Linked DNA regions of Homo sapiens: region 1 is linked to region 2. A link is a loop called in an ENCODE intact Hi-C map of the cell type or tissue named here. Cell type or tissue: heart right ventricle. All regions are shown on one strand. Links, peaks and the distances in the headings refer to the core of each region. The heading gives the core; the rest is flanking DNA. Region 1 overlaps DYM (dymeclin). Region 2 overlaps CTIF (cap binding complex dependent translation initiation factor).

Region 1 (5,379 bases), core at 124-5,123, 400 kb before region 2:
GAATAACATGTTCTCTTTACTGGGGGATCAAGGATTAAATTAAAATGCATTTATGTAAAAATTAAAGATTTTTTCATTGGCATATAAATATAGTTCTGAGTGATCTCAAAATCATGCTGTTCCACGGAAACATTCATTTTGCTTTGGGTTTCTCTCATAAATCATCTTAACTTTTATCCTTGACTTTTTCTTACCAGAGCACATCTCTTTTGTTTAAAATACCCATCTAACTCCAACACGACCTTGACTCTAGATGGTTTGCTGCATTTCATGACGTGGTATTTCCAGTGATTCTCCAAATCAGAAACTGCATACTAACGGCCTGCAGCCTGGACTCAGGCTAGAGAGGTGCTGTGTTTGGTTTGCACAGTTTTTTTTGTTTGTTTGGTTTTGGTTTTTTGAAGTTAGAATTTGTTGCTAACATATAACAAGTTGGAATAGCTGGCAATGCAGAGCCCACAGTCCTCCATGCCAGAAATCAATTGGAACTGAATGGTGACTTTTTCCATAGGTTCTCTCTTAAGGGTTTTTACATTAATTCCCTCAATTTAACCATCACAGCAACTCTTAACTGCCACCATCATTATCACCAAGTATAAGGAAACTGAGTCTCAGAAAAATTAAGTGTCAGAAATCCCATGAGCTATTAAATGGAGGAGTGGGTGTTTAAATACAAATGTGTCTGAATTAGCCTATATTCCTTTCTGCATAACATCAAAAATGAGGTTATTTTATCTTTCAGTTGAAAAATCATTGGTATCCATAAATATTATATGATGCTAGCTGTAGTGCCCCAGGTATCAAGTTTATCATGTTAAATTGTGCAAGGTTAAAATTTACAATCATTTATCAATTTTCTTTAAGTTCCTTAATGTGGAGTTTACCATAGGCTACTTTCTCATTTCTAGAATATTGACATTTGTTGCCTGTACTGTCCATATAGGTTACTGATAAATAATTGAGAAAGGTGTTCACTTTAACATTGTTTTCCTATTTAAATTCTTTATTTAATATGATTCCCATTTATGAAAATAACAACTAATCACTACCAGAGAACGAGGATGGGCACTGACATCTATAGTTTTCTGGTTTCAAAAGGAACACAGAAATTAAACTTCATTTTGAATAAAAGCTGTCCATGATTTAGATAATAATTTATATCTCTTATCAAGAAAAAAGTCTTCCTTACAAAGATAGACTTGTATATTCTAGCTTAATAAATATTTACTTTTTGACTGAACAGATTAGATTCTTTAATCTGGGACTGTTTGTTTCTATCTAACTAGCATTGTTATCAGACTAGAGTTAGGTTTTTCCATACAACAGATCACTTGACAAATAATTAAATACATCTATTATACAAAAGTAAACTGGAATTAAATACTAACATTTATAGTCTAGGTCATGTAATTTCCTCTACCAAAAGTAAGGAAAATATTAACCCTCTCCACTTTAGTATAAACTTTAAAGAAGTTCAACAGATTCATGCTTTGAATAAAGTATCTTTTGCTTTCTTTTTTTGCCTTAAGTGGAAATGATGGTGCTGGTAGTAAGAGATTATTTTACTGTTGCTATCTCTGCTGATTAAGAATGAACAAAATATCAAAGCATTTACATACAGAGGAAGCAGTAGATACTTCGTGTTAAACAGACCTTGGGCAATTTACTTTCCCTCAGCTCCCTTCTCTGTAAAATAGGGATAGTAATATCTACCTTATGTTGACAATGATTTCTCTAAAGACCCAATCCTGTATTTGTTGTGTAATAGATACTCTATAGATGGTAACTATAAGCCTATTCATCGTTGTTGTCATCATCATCATCATCATCACAACAAAATAACTTTATGGTTTTGACAGACCTGAAGATATATTGTGTGGTAACTATATATTCCAAGTCAAAAGTTGTGACATGGTTTGTAAGCAAATGGTAGAATCACATTAGGTGACATTTTAAGTACTCAGTATATCAAGAAACTTTACAGTAGGTGTCTTAAATTGGACACTGTTCAAACAAATTAGAAATGGAGACACTCTTTAAGCCTAATAGATCTTTACTGAATATTGGTCAAATCTCCTTATCAGTTGTAATTACAGTACAGTGAAAAGTCTGTGTAACCCAAAGCTACTGAGCTTCAGATTTTAAATAACTCATAGCAAAATAAAGTTCAGTAATAGTCTCATACATGAAGGCAGTGAGATCATTATGGAATGGAAAGAGCACTGGATTGGGAGTCAAAAGACCAGAGTTGTTCTGGCTCTCAGAAAGCTTTGTGACTGTGGTCTAGTTGTCACCTCTCTTGTTTTTCATCAACACTCAAAGAAGGGAGCTGGATTACATTGTGAAGATCCCAAATATAATGTATCAATGCCCTTCAGTGTGCTGTAATGGGAATTAACTGTAGCTTTTGAGCCAGCAGAGGGAGCACGAAGCATGAATTTATGTCTGGGTTTTAGGAAAATGGGGGCGTGGTGGGGGGGTTACATGGTTAAACATTAATTACAGTTCTTAAAATAGATTATTTCCTATCAGGTTATACCCAACTTGATTTGATCTATAATATTATCTGGAGATGGTGGCATTCTTAAAACTACTGATAGAATTCTACCTCTGTAATTATCGGTAGTTATAATAAAGGACTATATTCCAAAAGTACATTTAATCCATGGTTATTTCTGAGGATTACTATCGTTTATTTTCTCTATTGTTAGTGTATTTTTATTAGAAAGAATTATAATTTTATCATTTTGGAAATATTCTGTTGATATTGAAATAACTGGGCTATTTGAAACCATAAGAATCTTTAAGTGATACATCATTTATCTAGCATTCTTGGGAATTGTGCAGTTCCACATATTTTCCAAATAACAAAAGTATGTTTCACTAAAGCGCCACCTTAAAAATGTTAGAAAGTATTTGGGATAGAGATCTTGCTATTGCAGACTTTTAGGAGTTTGAAGTAAAGACCTTACACACATTTGAATCTTTTTCTCATTGCTGCAGGGTTGTTGATTTGAGCATGTACTGATGTACTAAACCATAGTGGAATTCTGAGTTTGCTCCTTCTTTGATGTTGAGGCCCATTTTTCTCTTTTTGGTCACACTACTCTTAGATTTTTCCCATTTCCACATATTCCCATTCTGGTTTTCCTTTCTTCTTTGTTGCTTTTATTATTTAGAAGCTTTCACTGAGGAAGCCAGTAACTGAGCTTTCTGAGAACTGTGTTAAATTAAGATTCTAATTTAAGGCCTAAGGAGTTAAATCCATGGCTTTCCTATAGGCATTGATAACAACTTCATTCATGGAAATTGTTCTCTCTTTGTGGTTTCGGTTTATGTATTAAGAGGTTGGAAAGGGAGCTACTTCTTTATTCAGGATGAGTCACAGTAGAGATGGGTTTCTTATGAAGTTACTGTAAATATATGATTGGTTTTGTGGTTTTTCTAAAAAGTAGTTTTAGAACTTTAACTCAAAGAATATCTTATCCACCAGTCAGTAGATAGTTTATTTAAAAGGAAAATGAGGGATCATTAACCCACTGAAACCATTGGTATATACAGGAGGCATTGTGGAAGTGTTAAAAGAAGAAAAGAGGAATGGACATCTGTGCCCTTGAACTTGTATTCACATAAGAAATGAGACAAACCTACAAACAAAAGATAAAGGAAGACATGGGAAAAATGTGTAGGACAAGTATAAATTAATAATTAGGTACACAAAGATCAAAAGGAAGTTGAAATAAATGGATAAAGTTTTTACAGACATAAGATTTTTTTATAGTGATGAAGCTAATAGGTGTTGAAAAAAGGCATTTACCAGTAAAGACCTATAATTCCAGTTAAGGCTTCCTGTTCCTATGGCCATCCCAAAGACTAATTATATTCACTAAATTAAGATTAAGGGCTAAGCAAAAAAGAAATTTCAAAGTTCCAGTTGAGATTCTCAAATTAAGGGTCCAACACCTGGGAAATATTTTGGCTATCAATTGTGTTATAACGTAGTTATAGGTACTCTGCAGCATTTCCCCAAAGTTAGCAGTATCATGTTTCCTGTGACTATCTTTGTAAAATCTGACATATAGTAAACATGCTTTATTTGGTAGGTTTCCCCTGAGAGGAAATTTCTTTACACTTAGGAAGTGCCTTATGACCTGTGATAATAATAACTTCTACCCTGCCATCCTGGCTCCTCTTGCACTCACTGTGAGGTCATTCCACTTTCCAAATGAATTTTCTCTTTCAATGTTATTTCGATCCCAATTATTCCCATAAATTAGTGACACTGTGCCATAGGATTTTTAAAAAACTGGACAGATTTGCTATTTCCTTGGTGTGCAATTTTCTCAAGAGACTAAGAAAGGGTCACCGAAAAAGACAACCAAACTTCTTTCAAGTCAGAAAATCTCTTTCTTTACAGAACATAATTTTCTAATAGAGAAAATACCATAAAACTTCTAATAAGATCGATATCTTTAGAATTGCATACTAATTATAAAAAATTAGACTTTCATCGTAGTTTAGTTTATAAAGGATATATACATTTTTAAAATCCATTGTCCATGAAATATGTATAAAAGGAGTAAAGTGCTTTTTAGATAAATTACCAATTTTTAATTTTGTAATTTTTGCTAAATAACATTTCTGACCAAATCTAGTCAAAATTGGAAAGAAGCCAAGCACAGTGGCTCACACCTATAATCCCAGCACTTTGGGAGGCTGAAGTGGGAGGATCATTTGAGGCCAGAAGTTCAAGACCAGTGCGGGCAACAAGGCAAGACCTCATCTCTGCAAAAAAAAAAAAAAAAAAAAAGCCAGGCTTGGTGACACGTGCCTGTTGTCCCAGCTATTCAGGAGGCTGAAGCTGGAGAATCACTTGGGTCCAGAAGCTTGAGGCTGTCATGAGCTATGATTGCACCACTGTACTCTAGCCTGGTCAACAGAATGAGACCCTGTTTCTTAAAAAAAAAATTGAAAAAAAATGTGCTTATGTTAAAAACACAAATGAAATTTGCATGAATGTTTTTGTGGAAAATGAAAATAATTGTCTTTAAGCTAATGTTAGATTCTCTTATTTCAGTCTCTTATAAATTTGGTAGTATAGTTACCAGAGTGTATATTGACAGATTGTGTATTTTACCTATTATTTTCAACATATTTTATCAGTAATAATTTTTGTAACATCATTTTTTAAGTTGTTAGCCATCTTTCAGTTTTCTTTCTATGTCTTCCACATTTTGACTTTAGTTACCTTAGCTAGGGGAAATTCAATTCCTGAGTTTCAGCATTTTTTTAAAGAAACATTGTTTAGTCCAATACTTTGCCATGTTGTATGACTAGTTATTATTGGGTTTACATATAATTTTTGATTATGCAGTCATA
Region 2 (5,379 bases), core at 85-5,084:
ATGGAGAAGTCTTGTCCCCCTTGGGAGGACAAGGAACCATTCTTCTGTCTGTCTGCAGCTTGGTGGAGACTCTCCCCCACCCCCGGCAAGACAGGAAAGGAGGCAGCAGACCCAAGCCCGCTGCTAAGCGCTGGCCGGGAAGCTGTCTCTCAATTCTTTTGGTCATAAGATGGCAGTGGGGAGAGCCCAAGGCCTGGCCTGTGGGGAGGAGGCTCTGAAAGCATGGCCACCTAAATGGCATGTTTCTTATCTCGTTTCCCTGTCACCTCTCCTCAGCCTTATAACTGACCCCCTCCAGATGCACTCCTGACCAATCAGGGCATGCAGGTGGCAGTGTGTTCTGAGGAGACAGAGTGTGGGGTACCAGGGACTTGGCTCCAGTTCTGTCTGTCACTGACCAGCTGCGTGACTTGACGTATACCTCCTAAGCTCTCTGGAACTTTCTTTCCCCATGTATAAAATGGGGCTGTTAACCCCCACCCACAAAGGTCTAAGGGATACTTATGGCCCACAGTGTATGCATACAGCTGGTATCCAGCCAGTGACTGCAGAGAGCTGGCCCAATGGCAAAGGAGGAGTAACTGGTGTTCCTGTTGGACCCCTGACAGGAACCCCCAGACATGAGCGACACCAGTCAATGTTGTGTTTATACTAACACCATCGTCCCCACCATTCAAGCCTCATCCACCCAAAGGAGGCAGGTATTATCTATTACCCCAGTTTATAAATGGAAAACTGGGGCCCCGAGAGGGAAAACCACTTGCCCAGGCCACACAGCTACGAAGTATTAAACTTAGGATTCAAATCGGGGCTGTCCAGATCCTGTACTCTCAGTCAGGGCTGAAACAGCTTTGTGGCATCATTGTCAGCCAGAACAAAAAGAAACAAACTGTCATTCTGGGCTCCCCAGGGACCAGCGCGACCTGCTGGACTGATGTGTCCCGATGCGGTGCTAGTGAGAATGCCCCCAGAACGCCTCCAGTTCTGGGGTTCAGGGAGCACTCCCAACCCAAGGTGCTCACCTCCTGGCTGCTGGCATTTCAATGAAGTGTAGTACTCCATGCCCATCCTCACCGCCACCTCAGGCCCCTGGACACCCCCACCACCTCTGCCTGTTACCTGCTTCACAGTCCCACGGTGGTTGATGGGAGAGGCCTTCCTGGCTCAGGGGTAGAAATCAGAAATGGGGTGCCCAGGGCACACCATGAACTACCCCTTCTGCCAACATGCCCAGAGGCTGAACGGCCATCCCCTGGCCAGGTTCCCCTGGTACAAACCCCGGATGAGAGTCCCATCGATGAAGATAGACCAGGGACCTTTTCTACCAAAAGGGAATGCCTGTGGCTTTCCCCGGTGCATTTTCTGGGGGATTGAATGCTTGTTCTAAGTTAGCTTGTGACTGACCTGCTCACATCCTCCCCTGCACTCCTGCAGACCTGGGGCTCCCGCCTCCTGATTGATAAATGACATACCCTTTGAACAGCTAACATTTCTGAATGAATAGCTAAAATAAGGAAGTAACTACAATAGAATCGACCCCATTTTTCTACCTGGCTCCTTAGAAGATGGCTGAGAATGCCCTCCTGGCTCAGGCTCCCATGCTGTGCACAGACATTTTTTCTAGAATTCTGAGGCCCTGTGGGCTGTTTGCCTTCTACTTTAGGAACATCCTAACGGGTGGCTGCTAAAAAACCCCAAGAGGAATCCTCACAGAATGTTCCATAAAACATACTGCAATGACCACAGGGGCCCCAGGCGTGGGACCAACAAATTGGCGGTGTTGAAACAGTGACTCTACGGCTGCCCACTGCTGGTGACTCAAGGCATGCCTGTTTCCGGGTCCAGGCAGGTGTGGAAGGAGCTGACACCCCACACGGAAGCCCCTTTGCCTCTGTACAAGGCTACTGAGGCCAGATGAGGCTGCGGCCTGCTCTCTGTCCCACCGCCCCATGGCCTGCCCTTGACCCTGGCTGCAGTCCCTCTGTCCACCCCTACTGCATGGGAGAAGCCTGTTGACAGCCAGGGCTCTTCCCACAACCTCTTCCTGCTGTTTGAGAAAGAACATAAACAACACTAGACAAACCAATGCATTTTAAGAAAATGCAGCCTCAGCTGGTTGATACTCATTCGTTCCTAAGGGCAGCTGGGTCTCTGGGCAGGCACTGTTCCCAGGGAATCCAGGACCCATGCTCTGTCCTCCTTCTAAGCTACCTGAGACCTCGGTGGCCCTCCTGTGGCCTCCAAGAGCCCTGGTTGTCTTGGGTATAAAATGGGAATGAGTACTACACTGGCCCGTTTTGGAGGTCTGGAGGGGACCCTTGCTGTGGGTTCTAGTCCAACTCTCAGCCTGAGGTTTCTGGACTCAGGGCTGGGACCCCAAGGGGTCTGAAAATTGCACATAGGAGGGTGGCTTGGTGGCGGTCACCATCATATAGTTTAAATCTTCCCTGTGGGACAGCCCCCAGGATGCCAAGATGCTGGGAGGTGGCCGCAGGCAGGAAGGGCTGGCCTTGCACACTGGTGCCCCCTGCAGGCCGCCCTGCCCACCCAGCAGGTGCTGCCGCCAGCACACACAAGCCAAGCAGGCCCCAGACTCTGTAAATGGGGCCAGGCGGGTGGGAAGGAGCCGGCCAGACCCGCCGGGTGGGGAGAGTTGGGGATGGGTCCTGCTCTGCACTGGTCAACCCGCTAACCAATCAGTCAGCAACAGGCATTTTAGCAGGCACCCTCTGTTTGCCTAGCGCATCTGCTTTGGGATAACAAAGCTGGAAGGAATGTCTGAAATGACTTCTAACCTCTCCATGTTTTATGGGTGAGGAAGCCACCATCAGGGTAGAAGGCCTGGCCTGAGGTCGCCCAGCCAGGGAAAGGCAGGGCTGGGGCTCCCCACCGGATCTCCTGCAGCCCAGAGCACCTCCTCCCACGCCGAGCCTTTAAATCCTCAGCTTCTGGTTCCCTGTTTGGGATAAACAACTGCCAGATTGCAGACAGAGCAGCTCCCATCTTCTCTTCCCACCCGCAGTGGGTTCCAGCCTCTCCCTAGTCCTAGACCTCCTTGCAACCTTCACAGGCTCAAGGCACTTGAGGGGCTGTGCGAGGCAGACAGAGGTGCCACAGGCTCTGCTGGAGAGGGCCTGGTGCCTGGCTGGGGAGACCTGACCCACAGACCACACCCGACCCAGTGCCCTCGTTTCCCCTATGGGGATGCTGAGGCTCAGACGGTGACATTAGTTGAGGGGCTGGCTTCAGACTTTCTGCCTCCTGCTCCACCACTTGAGGGAGGGGAGGAAAAGGGGCTTCTGCAGAGGGGAGTGAGGTGAAAGCAGCAAGTGTTGCTGTGCAGACCCGCCCCATGGCAGCCTCCTGCACAACCCTGCTCTGGCTCCTGCAGAGCTCCTGGGGGTGGCATCATGCTCCCCCTCCCCCACAGCGAGCACTGCACCTCTGTGCCTGGTTGGGCGGTGGGCGCCCATCTCCATATAGCTCTGGAAGCAGCTGGTGCACAAAGAGGGGCTGGTTGGGGCACATGGGGGCATATGGAGGTGGGCATCCCTACCCTCTCCTACAAGGCAGTAACCTCACCAGGGAGGGGTGGCGGGTATCTTCTGGCCTCAGATGCCAGGCCCTTGGTGCCACACCACCTGCCTCAGCAAAACCCCAGGGTTCAGAGGCCCTGGAGCCTGGCCAGGGTCGCAGATTCAGCAGCCCACTCTGCCACCTGCAAAAGACGGCCCAAGGCTGGCAGGAAACTCACGCCTCTTGAGGTAGAAGTTTTAGTTTTGGATGAAAATATGGTCTTGGCCTGAAATGGCAAGAAGCAGGCGCCAGCAAAATGAACGGGCCAGTGTGGTTACAGTGACCTGGGGTCACGGCCCGGCTGGGCAGCCTCAGCCCTGGGCTTGCTGATTGACACCCTCCGCCAGGCTGGCGGTACCTCCTTCCCCAATCCTCCTCTGCAACCCCCAGTCCCTCAAAGGGTCCTGCCACTTACAGATCCTCTTGTTGTCTTCCTTCCACCCAGATCCTGCCTCTTCCTTCATGCTTCCTCCTCCAGGAAGCCTTCCTCAACCTACTCCACTTACAGGGCTTGCCCCTTCCTCTGATGTTCCTAAACTGCCCTCTGGCTGAGCTGGCCCTGCCCCCCTTTATGTGTCAGGCAGAGGCCAGTGCCTGTTTCACTGGGGTTTCACAGTACTGAGCTCAGGGAACCCTGTGGGGCCTCCAGGCCAGTCCCAGGGCCCCTTGGAGAGCTTTCCTTGTGGCTGGATCCTGGGCTGTCTACAGTGCTGCACCCAAACCTCAAGTCCTACTGTGCCGGGGGCCCCTGGACTTGTGGAAGAATCTCTGCGTGGGCATCTCATGGCGCTTTCCCTGCCTGGGACCTCCCCTAAGAACCTTGAATGAATGGAATCATCAAAAGGAAAAGGAAAAACATGCTGCTATGAAATTCACAAGTTTCTCCTGGAGGAGGAGTCTTAAGGGAACACAGGTAAAAGTCAGGCATTTCAGTGGATTTTAACAATGATAATGTCAGTGCAGTAGGCAGGAGGAGGAGATGGGTATTATGACCCCATTTAACAGAAGAGTAAGTGTAGGGCTGCCACGCTTGAGATCCACCCAGAGTCAACCAGTTGCATGGCGCCACAACTAGAGCCAGGGGGAGGTGGCTGGCTCTTGGCCGCTTGAGTTATTTCTTATGCCACAGGTGGTAAGGCATTAAAGGAAGGGTCTATGGCAGGGAAGGCTGATTCCAGGTGACTGTGCTTCGAACCCCACTTTAGAGATATTACTCCCCTTGCCACATTTTTTTTTTTAATACTCAGAATAATGCAATGACGGTTGCCTAATGGGGTCCATGCTAAGTATGGGTCCAATATGTGGCGCTCCAATACGCAGCTGCTCAAGAATGCACTTATTCCGATTATAGCTATTCACCAGCTTTAGCTGGAGTCTGGCTTTCCCCAAATACCTCCTAAGCTACCCCCTTCTTTCGTATGGCCTTTGCTCTACGGAAAACTGGGAGGCAGGGGCATGACATGGTGACGTGCTGGCTCCCAAGCCCTCTCTGCTTAATGGGTCTAGGTGTGAATGACCTGGGTGCATACAGACTTCTCTGGAATACACTTGGTCTCAGGCTCGGCACTGTCAAGGGGGTGCTGGAGGGGGGACGATTTTGAGCATGCCTGTCCTCATACTTCAAAGTGGCCTGAAGCTTCTCTCACTCTGGGACCTGGGATCTGTCCTGGAAGGGCCAGCAGAGGGTTAAGGGAGGGTCGTTCCCTGCAGGTTCCTCCCTGTCCCCCCCAAAGAGGCCGCTGTTTTTCCCTGAAGACTCAGAGCTCTGCACCCTGATACCGAGTGAAGGCCTTTAAACCTGAG

The links. Hi-C counts contacts between places; a loop is a spot of excess contacts. Peaks named below come from ENCODE experiments on the same cell type or tissue, not always from the same donor. Only the 100,000 strongest peaks of a DNase experiment are listed, where the experiment ranks them.
Region 1: a loop joins it to region 2, with 2.8 times the contacts of the local background. A loop is called at or near these places in 41 of 110 quality-filtered maps.

The regions. Positions count from the first base shown.
Region 1 is chr18:49,176,006-49,181,384 of GRCh38, reverse strand. All of the region lies in intron 14 of DYM (dymeclin), which reads left to right. Among named protein-coding and RNA genes, the nearest start is that of MIR4744, 130 kb to the right of the region's middle. In heart right ventricle, for the core only: a CTCF peak has its summit at 2,436 (motif pointing right); no DNase peak of the experiment used is centred there.
Region 2 is chr18:48,774,402-48,779,780 of GRCh38, reverse strand. The region is part of intron 9 of CTIF (cap binding complex dependent translation initiation factor); the gene reads right to left. It overlaps LOC107985147 (a long non-coding RNA gene), which reads right to left. Exons shown (of 2, transcript XR_001753444.2): 1 at 3,992-5,379; 2 at 1-2,956. Among named protein-coding and RNA genes, the nearest start is that of CTIF-AS1, 65 kb to the left of the region's middle. RefSeq lists enhancers at 1-501, 959-1,098, 542-1,483, 2,719-3,219, 3,220-3,720 and a silencer at 809-888. In heart right ventricle, for the core only: a CTCF peak has its summit at 2,529 (motif pointing left); a DNase peak (open chromatin) is centred at 2,501; H3K27ac peaks cover 3,994 bases.